Linked DNA regions of Homo sapiens: region 2 is linked to region 1. Evidence: chromatin contacts called from ENCODE Hi-C or POLR2A ChIA-PET data. All regions are on one chromosome and are shown on one strand. The core of a region is the stretch at or near the end of the contact, and the rest is flanking DNA. Distances in the headings are between cores, read along the strand shown.

The links. Hi-C counts contacts between places; a loop is a spot of excess contacts on that map. ChIA-PET counts read pairs that join two places held with the same protein, here RNA polymerase II (POLR2A). Pooled maps may share reads with other maps.
Region 2: a pooled map shows a loop between it and region 1 (2.7-fold over the local background). The contact joins the promoter of TMEM141 here to the enhancer-like site in region 1. A Hi-C loop is called at or near these places in 7 of 50 pooled maps. POLR2A ChIA-PET finds 5 or more read pairs at or near these places in 3 of 52 experiments (AG04450, WTC11 and activated T-cell).

Annotation. Positions count from the first base shown.
Region 1 is chr9:136,699,505-136,706,074 of GRCh38, reverse strand. No RefSeq gene overlaps it. Among named protein-coding and RNA genes, the nearest start is that of DIPK1B, 9.8 kb to the left of the region's middle. RefSeq lists enhancers at 4,656-4,705, 4,746-4,905. Within about 2 kb of position 4,659, at least 3 of the 41 ENCODE cell types and tissues checked have a DNase peak (open chromatin) inside an H3K27ac peak, as active enhancers do.
Region 2 is chr9:136,788,126-136,794,695 of GRCh38, reverse strand. It overlaps TMEM141 (transmembrane protein 141), which reads right to left and starts at 3,352. Exons shown (of 5, transcript NM_032928.4): 1 at 3,272-3,352; 2 at 2,919-2,985; 3 at 2,666-2,749; 4 at 2,338-2,445; 5 at 1,379-1,877. The coding sequence starts at 3,325. The coding sequence ends at 1,864. RefSeq lists a silencer at 2,926-3,965.

The DNA.
Region 1 (6,570 bases), core at 3,410-5,909:
ACAGGGCATCGAATTGGCCCAAAATGCCACACCCACAAGATCACATCAGCCTTCACTCCCCATTTCAAACCGTGCACAAATCCGGTGAGCGGAATCCAGAGAACTTTTCCTTCCACTGGTCCAAACAGGAGAGTGATGTGGGCTACTCATATCCGACAGAGCCATAAAGTTTGAGTTCTTCTTCTCCTCCAAGTTCTCCAGCACACTTGGATGGTGCCCACGGCCTGGGAACCTCTAATCATCTTTCTTCCTAACGTAAGTGGAGGGGGGTGAGAGGTGGAAGGAGGAAGTCCATGAACAAGGTTCTGCGTTTATTTTCAGGCAGCGTGGCAACGGCTCATGACTCAGCCAGGGACTGTTCCATGATTTTCAATCCATCCAATGCTCCGTACCAGGCAGTGAGCTTCTCACAGCTGACCCATCTACTTCAGTTTTGGGAGCCCCATGGCTTAGTAGCCATTGCCATGTTGTTTTCAGCTGGATCTGTGGAGTTTGCACCATTTGGCCAACTCGAGCTTGGTGTCCCAGTGGCAATCTTATTTGAGGATTCTTCCTACTTTAGACAAAATAGATGTAACAGAGTTGATTTGAGCATTAAAGGAGGCATGAATCAGGCAGCACTCAAAGGTGGAAGAGGCTCTGGGAGCTCTGTCTTAGCAGTGTGAGCAGCAGGCTTTTACAGGCTGAATGTGGAAGTGAAGTACGGAAATAACTCAAGGCCAGGCTAGGCACCGTGGCTCACACCTGTAATCCCAGCAGTTTGGGAGGCCGAGGCAGGCAGATCACATGAGGTCAGGAGTTCAAGACCAGCCTGGCCAACATGGTGAAACCCCGTCTTTACTAAAAATACAAAAATTAGCTGGGCATGGTGGTGTGCACCTGTAATCCCAGCTAATCGGGAGGCTGAGGCAGGAGAATCGCTTGAACCCAGGAGGCGGAGGTTGCAGTGAGCCGAGATCACACCACTGCACTCCAGCCTGAGCAACAGAGCATGACTCTGTCTCAAAAAAAAAAAAAAAAAAGAAAAAGAAAAAAAAAAGAAAAGAAATAACTCAAGACCTTTGCCTTATTTGGGTGTGGTCTGATTGGTTGGCTGCCCGTGATTGATTGGTTGAAACCTGGCTATCTGTTAACAAACTACTGAATAAAGTTGTTGTTGGTTAGTGGGAACTCCCAGTACAGAGACGGCCTCAGGCAATGACTGCTCCTTATTTTGCTTTAAACAACTTTAATCTAGCCGGGCAGGGCATGGTGGCTCACGCCTGTAATCCCAGCCTTTTGGGAGGCCGAGGCGGGCAGATCACCTGAGGTCAGGAGTTCCAGACCAGCCTGGCCACCATGGTGAAAGTCCTTCTCTACCAAAAATACAGAAATTAGCCACGCATGGTGGCAGGTGCATGTAGTCCCAGCTACTCGGGAGGCTGAGGCAGAAGAATCGCTTGAACCTGGGAAGCAGGGGTTGCAGTGAGTCAAGATCGTGTCACTGCACTCCAGCCTGGGTGACAAGAGCAAAACTCATCTCAAAATAAATAAATAGATAAATATAAATAAATAAAATTCAGTGGTGCCTCTTCCTCCTGCTCCAGCCACGTAGGACACACCTGTGTCCCCTTCACCTTCTGCCACGATGATGTTTCCTGAGGCCTCCCCAAAAGCAGAAGCCGCTATGCTTTCTGTACAGTCTGAGGAACTGTGGGCCAATTCAACCTCTTTTCTTTCTAAATTACCCAGTCTCAGGTATTTCTTTGTACCCATGTGAGAATGGACTAATATAGATGGTTTTGGGAGGTGGTGCCTTTGGGAGGTGACAAGGTCATAAGGGTGGAGTTCTCATGAATGAGATCAGGGCCTTTATAAAGGAGACCCCTGGCCGGGCACGGGGCCTCAAGCCTGTAATCCCAGCACTTTGGGAGGCCGAGGCAGGTGAATCACCTGAGGTCAGGAGTTCGAGATCGGCCTGGCCAACATGGTGAAACCCCGTCTCTACTAAAAATACAAAAATCAGCCTGGGGTGGTGGCGGGCACCTGTAATCCCAGCTACTCGGGAGGCTGGGGCAGGAGAGTCACTTGAACCCGGGAGGCGGAGGTTGCAGTGAGCCAAGATTGCGCCATTACACTCCAACCTGGGCAACAAGAGCGAAACTCCATCTCAAAAAAAAAAAAGAAGAGACCCCCACCCCGGCTGCCAGGAGACCCCTGACTGCATTCACCACGTGACGTCTATCAGGAGGCGGGCGCTCACCAGACACGGAATCTGCCTGCACCTCGATATTGGACTTTCTGGCCTCCATCACTGTGAGAAATGCATTTCCATTGTTTGTAAGCCACCTGGCTTGTGGTGTTTTGTCAAAGCTGACTAGGACAGTCACTTTCCCTTCACCAGGACTGCAAACCCCGTGTCTCAACTGTGGCTTCCTGTGAGTTTGTCTGTCAGCAAAACCTCCTGAAATGGGCCAGAGCCCCCCTTAGAGCAGCAGGACATGCCACAGACTTCAGAGACCTTTCACTGTGCCCCCAGGACAGATCTAGAGTTGGCTGGAAAGGTGCAGGAGCAGCTGGGCCATGCCTCCTTAATAACACTGGGGGCTCCACCCCCATCTGTCAAGGGAACCAAAGCTCCAAGGACTTCCTAGTTTCTGCCCTCGGTGGGAGTGCAGCTGCGGTCAGGAGACCTACACATCTGTGACTGTCAGAGCGGCAAGACCTTCTGCTCGCAGAGACACATCTTTTCTTTCTCTCTTTCTTTCTTTTGAGACAGAGTCTCGCTCTTGTCGCCCAGATTGGAGTGCTGTGGTGTGATCTCGGCTCACCGCAACCTCCGCCTCCCTGGTTCAAGCAATTCTCCTGCCTCAGCCTCCCGAGTAGCTGGGATTACAGGCATCTGCCACCAGGCCCAGCTAATTTTTTGTAGTTTTAGTAGAGATGGGATTTCACCTTGTTGGCCAGGCTGGTCTCGAACTCCTGACCTCAGGTGATCCACCCGCCTTGGCCTCCCAGAGTGCTGGGGTTACAGGCGTGAGCCACCGCGCCCGGCCCTCTAAATCATTTTTAAGCACACAGTCAGTGACATTAGGTATGTTCACATTGTTGTACAGCCCTCACTGCCATCTGGCTCCAGAACTTTTCCATCTTGTAAAACTATCTTGAACTATACAGGTGCAGTGGCTCACACCTGTAATCCCAGCACTTTGGGAGGCCGAGGCGGGCAGATCACCTGAGGTCAAGAGTTTGAGACCAGCCTGGCCAACATGGTGAAAACCCATCTCTACTAAAAATACAAATATTAGCTGGGTGTGGTGGTGGGCGCCTATAATCCCAGCTACTCGGGAGGCCGAGGCAGGAGAATCGCGGGAACCGGGGAGACGGAGGTTGCAGAGAGCCGAGATCGCGCCATTTTACTCCAGCCTGGGTGACAGAGTGAGACTCCATCTCAAAAAAAAAAAAAAAAAAAAAAAGGCAAAATTGATCTCACTCGAGGTCTTTAACCTAATTACAGCTGTAAAGACCCCATTTCCACAGAAAGTTACATTTACACATTCCAGGGGGACTTATCTTTTGGGGGGCACCATTTAACCCACTGCAGTATCAAAATCAAGGTGCAGGGCAGCACGTGCAGTGTGGTACCATTTTCATTTTTGTCATTTAGCTCTGTGTGTGTGTGTGCACATGGGTGTGTGCCCGCGTGCGTGTGTGTGTGTGTGTGTCAATCTCCCTGTGTTCCTTCCATGTATAGGTGATTGAACCTCTCTTGCTATTTTTTTTTTTTTTATCCGAGACAGAGTTTCACTTTTGTCACCCAGGCTGGAGTGCAGTGGCACGATCTCGGCTCACTGCAACCTCCACCTCCCAGGTTCAAGCAATTCTCCTGCCTCAGCCTCCTGAGTAGCTGGGACTACAGGCGCGCACCACCATGCCCGGCTAATTTTTTGTATTTTTAGTAGAGATGGAGTTTCACCATGTTGGCCAGGCTGGTCTCGAACCCCTGACCTCAGGTGGTCCACCCGCCTTGGCCTCCGAAAGTGCTGGGATTACAGACGTGAGCCACCATATCCAGCCCTCTCTTGCTATTTGCAAAGGTGTAAGTGGGGGGACTGAATCGTGTCCCCACTAAATTCCTTCCTGGAAGCCCTAACCTGCAAGGAGAGGGTATTGACGATGTAGCCTATGGGAGGTGCCTGGGGGTGGATGAGGTCATGAGGGTGGGCCTTAGTAGAAAGGGCACAGGTGCCCTCCCCTTATTCCTTATCCCACCCTCGCGTCAGGACGCAGCAAGAAGGCACTAGAGAAGGGAGGCAGGGCTGAGAACGGGGAAAAGGGCTGGATCCTTAGAGAGGCCAGGGCTGGGAACCTCAGGCGGGTTCCCAGGATCTGCCAGGAAGAGGACCCTCACCAGAGCCGGACCACGGGGCGCCCCCACCCCCAGCCTCCAGACCCGTGGGGAGGAAACGTCTGCTTTGTGAGGATGTCCTGGCCGGCGGAGACAAACCTGAATCCTGCGGGCGCTGGGGCCCCCGGATCCTCCACAGCTGCTCAAAATGAGGGTGACGCAGAGAGACACCACAATAAACTCGAAAGTAGCAGACGGTGAAACCGTCTCCATGCTGTCAACGTGTGAGCAACGTTCAGCGTCCGAGTCACAGGGAACACAGGAGGCCATCCCACCGAGCGGGGCTGTGACTCGTGTTCATAACTGTCATCACCCTAGTACCTGCCGCTCCTCCTGGAGAAAATTCGGATGTCCCAGGTGGGCTGAAGCACACAGGAAGGTGGGGGTGGAGAGACAAGGGAGGCAGGGCTGAGCACAGAGCTGCGTCCTTCGAGAGGCTGGGGCCGGGAACCTCAGGCGGGTTCCTCTAAAACAGCCCTTGTCGCTGTTGTTCATGTCCTTATCACCGACGTCTTGAACGTTCATTGTAAAATATGCAGGTTCATCTGAGGCAGGACAGGCGGTCGAGGAAGTGACCGTGTCCTCGGAACGTGGCAACCGCGGTGACCCCACAGTCAACACAATAAGCCCTAGCGTTGGCACTGTAGTCCCACTCACTCAAGCGCAGCTGTCTCCAGTAGGGGCTTTCCCTGTAGACAGCATGAGCTTTTTTTTTTTTTTTTTGAGGTGGAGTCTCGCTCTGTCTCCCAGGATGGAGTGCAGTGGGGCAACCTTGGCCCAGTGCAACCTCCACCTCCCAGGTTCAAGCGATTCTCGTGCCTCAGCCTCCCGAGTAGCTGGGATTACAGGCACCTGCCAGCACACCTGGCTGATTTTTTTTTTTTTTTTGGAGACACAGTCTTGCTGTATCCTCCAGGCTGCAGTGCAGTGGTGCGATCTCGGCTCACTGCAACCTCCATCTCCCGGGTTCAAGCAATTCTCGTGCCACAGCCTCCCGAGTAGCTGGGATTACAGGCATGTACCACCACGCCCAGCTAACGTTTTATTTTTAGTAGAGATGGGATCTCACTATGCTGTCCAGGCTGGTCTCAAACTCCTGGCCTCAAGTGATCCTCCCCCATCTCGCCTCCCAAAGTGCCGGGATTCCAGGCGTGAGGCCCTGTGCCCGGCCAGAGGAATGAAGTTCTGGCCCAGGCTATGTGGGTGAGTCGTGAAGCTGTCATGCTGAGTGAAAGAATCCAGGCACAAAGGTCCACATGGTCCTGATTCCGCTTCTATGAAATTTCCAGAACGGGCAAATCCACAGACACACGAAGATGAGTGGTTGCCATGGGCTGGGGGAGGGAGCAGTGGGGAGCGAGTGCCTATGGGGAAGGCGTTTCCCTTTGGGGGGATGAAAATGTTCTGGAGGTGATGGTTGCAAAACATTGGAGGCGTTGCAAAAAACTGAAAGTGCTAAATTATACACTTTTTTTTTTTTTTGAGATGGAGTCTCACTCTGTTGCCCAGGCTGGAGTGCAATGGTACCATCTTGGCTCACTGCAACTTCCGCCTCCTGGGTTCACGTGATTCTCCCGCCTCGGCCTCCCAGGTAGCTGGGATTACAGGCATGCGCCACCACACCCAGCTAATTTTTGTATTTTTAGTAGAGACAGTGTTTTACCATGTTGGCCAGGCTGGTCTCGAACTCCTGATCTCAGGTGATCTGCCCACCTCAGCCTCTCAAGGTGTCAGGATTACAGGCATGAGCCACTGTGCCCGGCCAAATTGTACACTTTAGAATAATTTTATGTTACATGAATTTCACTTCAATAAAAAAATATAGGTAAGGGCTGGGTGCGGTGGCTCACGCCTGTAATCACAGCACTTTGGGAGGCTGAAGCGGGCGGATCACTTGAGGTCAGGAGTTCGCGAATAGCCTGGCAAACATGGTGAAACCCCGTCTCTACTAAAAATACAAAAATTAGCTGGGCATGGTGATGGGCATCTGTAATTCCAGCTACTCGGGAAGCTGAGGCAGGAGAATCGCTTGAACCCAGAGGCGGAGGCTGCAGTGAGCCGAGATCACACCATTGCACTCCAGCCTGGGCAACACAGGGAGACTCCATCTCAAAAAAAAAAATACAGGTAAGCAAAAATAAGTAAAGTCAGCTGTGACCTGGCCATCCGACAGATGGAATCAC
Region 2 (6,570 bases), core at 2,103-4,602, 90 kb before region 1:
CATCCTGGCACTGGATGTGCCTGATGACTTCGTTCAGGCCAACAGAGTGAGAGCAGCAGTGGCAGGCAAGCTGCCCTCTCTCCTGCCTCTTAAATGAGATAAAGACACAATGGCCGAAGCTGGTGCAGCCGCCTGGGGCCATGAGGCAGATTTGGGAACAGAGACCATTACAGCAGGGAGCAGACTGAAAGGAGCCTGGTCCCCGATTCCCTGTCAACCCTGGACCACTCACTTGGACTTTTACATGAAAGAAAAATAAAGCTCAGCCCGGCGCGGTGCCCAGCGGCTCACGCCTATAATCCCAGCACTTTGGGAGGCCGAGGTGGGCAGATCACATGAGGTCAGGAGTTTGAGACCAGCCTGGCCAACATAGTGAAACCCCGTCTCTACTAAAAATACAGAATTAGCTGGGCATGGTGGCGCATACCTGTAATCCCAGCTACTCGGGAGGCTGAGGCAGGAGAATCGCTTGAACCCGGGCAGCAGAGGTTGTGGCGAGCTGAGACTGCACCACTGCACTCCAGCCTGGGCAACAAGAGTGAAACTCCATCTCAAAATAAATAAATAAATAAATATTAGCCAGGCGTGGTGGTGGGTGCCTATAATCCCAGCTACTTGGGAGGCTGAGGCAGGAGAATGGCTTGAACTGGTGAGGTGGAAGTTGCAGTGAGCCGACATCACGCCATTGCCCTCCAGCCTGGGTGACAGAGCGAGACTCTGTCTCCAAACAACGACGACAACACCACAAAAAACAGAAAAATAAAGCTCCATCTTGCTGAAGCCACTGTCAACTTGAGCTTCCTGTCACTCTGAAGGCCCAGTAGGTACTCAATAAACTTTCTTTCCAGTGCCTGGCAAGGTGAGGCGTGGCAGCTGAGCTGGGTCGGGGGCAGCAGGGCCCATGCTGTGGGTCTTCGGTGCTGCGGGGAAGCCAGCTGTAACCATGATGGACTTGTGGAGGTTCCGTCTGGTCTCCACCTCTTCCTCCTCTTGGGGCTCGGGGCTGTGTGTAGGCTTGCCCACTCAGAAGCTTTCCCTCCACACAGACACGGCTACAACGGGCTAGCTCTGCCTCTGGGGAGTGACTTTGGCTAATAGATGAGTGGGGAATGATAGGCAGGTGGGCGTGGCCCACAAGTCCCTCCTCTCCCAGCAGCCAGGCTCTGGCCAGCCTGGCCCCTTTTGCTCTGCCCCTACATGCCAAGTGCTACAGAGGCAGACCCCCATACAGAGAGGCTGTGGTGGTGTCACGTGGCCTACGGGGCTGATGCGAACGTCTAATTCTGGGGTTCAGCGCTGGGAACTTCCCTGTACATCCTCAGTATGTAACTTGCATGTGATCCTCATATATCAACTGTAGGGTAATAAAGGTTTCATGTGACCTGTCATCATCTTACCCTTCTGATTTGTTTTTCACCTGGTCAGGTGGAAACTTGGGTGGAGAGAAGGATAAGCCATTTATTAACCCCACGCCCCTAGCACCAGCTGTCACCTTGGACTTGTTGGAGATGCAGGGGCTAGAAAGGAAATGACAGAGTGTACAGGCCCCTTCGACCCCGTGTCCCATAGGTGGTGGCCCCCAGACACACCCTCTCTGCTGGCAGTGCAGAACATGCATCCCAATACCCTAGAGGAGAAACACCACCCCAGGGAGAGCCCTTTCTGCTCCAACCTCCTGGGCAGGTCCCAGGTTGGGGCAGCAGCCATCTGCAGGTGTTTGTCAGGCCTGGCCACACATGCGGACAGAGGATACGACTGGGGTACCCTAGGGTGTGGGGAGGGTCGGCCTGGGGTCAGGGGGCATGAAGGCTGTGTTCCAGACTCCTCCTGCCCCCAATCCTCTGTGCCCCTGCTGGAGCTCTCCTAGCTTCTCTGATCTGTAAAAGGCAAAGAGAGACAAGCTCGAACCACATCCATCGTGGCTGGGCATCCCTGTGCCCATTTTATCATGGCAGAAACTGGGTTCCGTAACAAGGACAACGGGCAGTGGAGGCCAGGCCTGGGTCCAATGCGGGGCTTCTCAGTCCAGCCTCACTCCTCTCGGGTGCCCACGTGGCTGCTGTGGCCTTGCCACACCCTTCACTCTGCACCCTTCCTCTCAATCTCAGGGGCACCCCAGCCCCTCTTGGTTCTTTCTCCTCAAAGGGAGCTCTCCAAGATCTGTCTACTGCGCCCACCCCCAGCTCCAACCCATCTGGCAGTCACATGCTGAGGAGGCCGGGCCAGAGGGAGGGACCTTGTCTAGCCTATCGCATGGTGCACCCAGGCTTGGCTGCCCAAAACTCTGGGTGCTGGAGAGGTGGCATTCACTTCTCGCTAACCCCCAGGCTCTCTCACCTGTGCTCCTGTCTTTGGGGAGCTGCCCGGTCTCCAGGAAGAGCCAGAGGTTGTTGCATTTCTCCGACTCCACTCTCGTCACCCCGTAGCTGACCACAGAGCCTGCAACTGTGGAGCAGGAAATGGAAGAGGGCTGGGGCCTCTGTGCTTCCCAGGCTAAGAGAACCGGGCACAGGCTACTTCCTGACAGACGTGGTGGGTGGGCTCAGGTGGGGCTCCCGCCGAGACCTGGGGCTCCATGTCAGAGTCAGGGACGCAGAACCACAGCCCCAACCCTAGCAGAAACCCACCCCTCAAAGAGCCCAGGCAGGGGCCCTGGAGTACCCACCCACGGCCACTAGGAGGCTCCACTGCAAAGGGTATGGAAACTTCCTCTGAATGAACATCTGCAAGCCAAAGGCCATGCCGGTGCCTGCAAAGAGCCGAGGTCCCCATCAACCTGTACCCGGGGATAGCCAGGGCCCACCTTGCCAGGCCCCCAGCACCTGCGGGCAGGTGACTTGGCGCCCCCTGCTGGGGAGTCAGGGCAGGGCGGGAGGGTGCGTTCTCTCCCAGCCGCAGGACACCTGGACGCAGCCTACCTGTGACGAAGGTGAAAACGCCCTTCATGAAGGCGTGTGACTGGCATGCGGCATACTCCCCGAGTCCCTGGGGTGGCAGAGGCGGGTGAAGGCTCGATCCCCTGCCCTCTTCCTTCACCGCCTCTCCTGTCCCTCCTCTGGGCACACCCTGGCTGTGGAGGAGTGAGACCCTGGGCGCTTGGACACGTCCCACCTCCCCTATGCCCACCCGGACGCCCTGAGCCCCTTAGCAAGAGAGTGCCCCCAGCCTCCGCCACTCTTCCCTGACGAGGGCACCCCCACGCCCCGGCCCCCCGCCTCGCTCAGGTCAGCTTCTGGGGTTTGAGGCCCGCGTCCCAGACCGGCCTTCTCACCGGGTGCTTGGCAGCCACGGCGTCGTCCACCCGGGACAGACCCAAGTTCACCATGGTTGGCAGGGCTCGGGGAGCGGGCCTGCGCAGGCGCAGGCGGAAGGGCGGGACGGGAACCTGGGGGTGTGGCCCAGAGGACAGGCCTGCGCAGTTACGGACGGAGGGGCAGGGCCCGGATCTGGGGGCGAGGCCTAGGGACCGGCCCGCGCTGGAACAGGCGGAGGGGGCGGGGCCTAGGAGACGGCGCCTGAGGGCGGGTCCGCGCGGCAGCAGGCGGAGGGGGCGGGACCTGGGAGACGTGATCTGGGGGCGGGGCCTGAGAGACGGGACTTTGGAGACGCGACCTGGGGGCGGGGCCTGAGAGACAGGACCGGGGAGCGGGCCTGCGCAGGCGGAGGTGTCGGGTTCTAAGAGGCGGGTCCTGCCGGGTGCAGGCGGAGGGGCCAGGGCCTTGGATTGGGGGCGGAGCATGGATCGAGCCTGCTAGAGCGCAGGGGAGAGGGGTGGGGCCTGGGGCCTGGCCACGCCTCTAGGAGCTTGGGCCCTGTGACCTCCGGCGACGACTGGGCGGGGCGAAGGCGGGCACCGGGCGGGGCGTGGCTGAGAGCGTGCGCTCCTCCCCCCGGCCGGGCCTCATTCCCACACTTGCAGAGGCCTGATGATTGTCAGTGTTATTTTGCTTGAGGACTACAATCAGGGATTGAATTTCTCATAAGCCACCACGGAGTGGGGATGTATAAAATCACTGTTTAGCAAAGTGGTTCTGTAACCAGCAGCTTAGTAGCTGAGCCTCAAACTCCTTTTGTTTTGCATGACAAAGAGTCTTTACTTTCAAATAATTATCGATACACCAAGTAATAACATGTACAAGTTCTTGAATTCTATCATCTAGTAATTTTGATTAAGAGAAACTAAAATCAGCCCAAACAATTCCACTAGTATTCACTGGTGTAACCATTAGCAAGAACGGAGGACTTCAAGTCAGGCTGCTGCTTCACACAGGTTACAAATAACTATTTACTACTTTTTCATCGATAAAGTCCCTGATCTTCAAGAAAGTGCTAGGGAAAAAAATTAACCCCTTCCTTTCTTCAAAGAATTATTATGTGGTTTTTTTTTTTAAACTAGATCAAAGAAAGAAAAAGTCAACACTGATATACGTGTTGCTTGAGCCAAAAGGCATGGGAAAAAAGACAACATATAACCATTAAATTCCTAAGAAATATGAGGTAAAAAGATGAAATCTTGGCCAGGTGCGGTGGCTTACGCCTGTAATCCCAGCACCTTGGGAGGCCGAGGCAGGTGGATCACAAGGTCAGGAGTTAAATACTAGCCTGGCCAAGATGGTGAAACCCCGTCTCTACTAAAAATACAAAAATTAGCCGGGCGTGGTGGCAGGTGCCTATAATCCCAGGTACTGGGGAGGCTGAGGCAGGAGAATCACTTGAACCTGGGAGGTGGAGGTTGCAGGGAGCCAAGATCGTGCCACTGCACTCCAGCCTGGGCGACAGAGTGAGACTCTGTTTCAAAAAAAAAAAAAAGGCTGAAGTCTTTAGATAATTTATAAGTCTGTACAAAAAAGCTAGATTTGCTACTCTTCAAAATGTGGAAGGACCTACTCTATAATATATGGAAATAATTTAATGCCATTTGTGGGGAAAAGAGAGATCAGACTGTTACTGTGTCTGTGTAGAAAAAGGAAGACATAAGAAACTCCATTTTGATCTGTACTAAGAAAAATTATTCTGCTTTGAAATGCTGTTAATCTGTAACCTTAGCCCCAACCCTGTGCTCACAGGAACATGTGCTGTATTGACTCAAGGTTTAGGGGATTTAGGGCCGTGCAGGATGTGCCTTGTTAACAATGTGTTTGCAGGCAGTACGCTTGGTAAAAGTCATCACCATTCTCCATTCTCCATTAACCAGGGACACAGTGCACTGCGGAAAGCCGCAGGGACCTCTGCCCAAGAAAGCCTGCGTATTGTCCAGGTTTCCCCCCACTGAGACAGCCTGAGATATGGCCTCGTGGGAAGGGAAAGGCCTTACCGTCCCCCAGGCTGACAACCATAAAGGGTCTGTGCTGAGGAGGATTAGTGAAAGAGGGAGGCCTCTTTGCAGTTGAGATAAGAGGAAGGCATCTGTCTCCTGCTCGTCCCTGGGAATGGAATGTCTTGGTGTAAAACCCAACCGTACATTCTATTTACTGAGATAAGAGAAAACCGCCCTGTGGCTGGAGGTGAGACATGCTGGCGGCAATACTGCTCTTTACTGCACTGAGATGTTTGTGTAAAGTCAAACATAAACCTGGCCTACGTGCACATCCAGGCACAGCACCTTTCCTTAAACTTATTTATGACACAGAGTCCTTTGCTCATGTTTTCCTGCTGACCTTCTCCCCACCATTACCCTATAGTCCTGCCACATCCCCGTCGCCGAGATAGTAGAGCTAGTGATCAATAAATACTGAGGAAACTCAGAGACCAGTGCTGGCGTGGGTCCGCACTTGCTGAGCGCCGGTCCCCTGGGCCCACTTTTCTTCCTTTATACTTTGTGTCTTATTTCCTTTTCTCAGTCTCTCGTCTCCACCTTGTGAGAAATACCCACAGGTGTGGAGGGGCAGGCCCCCTTCATCTGGCACCCATCGTGGGTTCCGTTCTGTAAGGTGAAGATACGCTATGGTGTGATAGTTTAGGACAAAACGAGTACGTCCGTGGTCAGCTTCGCGGTAAGCTTGTGCACTCGGAGGAACCCAGGGTAACAATGGGACAAACTGAAAGTAAATATGCCTCTTATCTCAGCTTCATTAAAATTTTTTTAAGAAGAGGGGGAGTTAGAGCCTCTACAGAAAATCTAATTACACTATTTCAAACAATAGAACAATTCTGCCCATGGTTTCCAAAACAAGGAACTTTAGATCTAAAAGATTGGGAAAAAATTGGCAAAGAATTAAAGCAAGCAAATAGGGAAGGTAAAATCATCCCACTTACAGTATGGAATGATTGGGCCATTATTAAAGCAGCTTTAGAATCATTTCAAACAGGAGAAGATAGCGTTTCAGTTTCTGATGCCCCTGAAAGCTGTGTAATAGATTGTGAAGAAGAGGCAGGGACAGAATTCGAGAAAGGAACGGAAAGTTCACATTGTAAATATGTAGCAGAGTCTGTAATGCCTCGGTCAGCGCAAAATGTTGACTACAATCAATTACAGGAGGTAATATATTCTGGACCACTAAAATTGGGGGGAAAAGGTCCAGAATTATTGGGGCCATCAGAGTCTAAACCACGATGGCCATCAACTCCTCC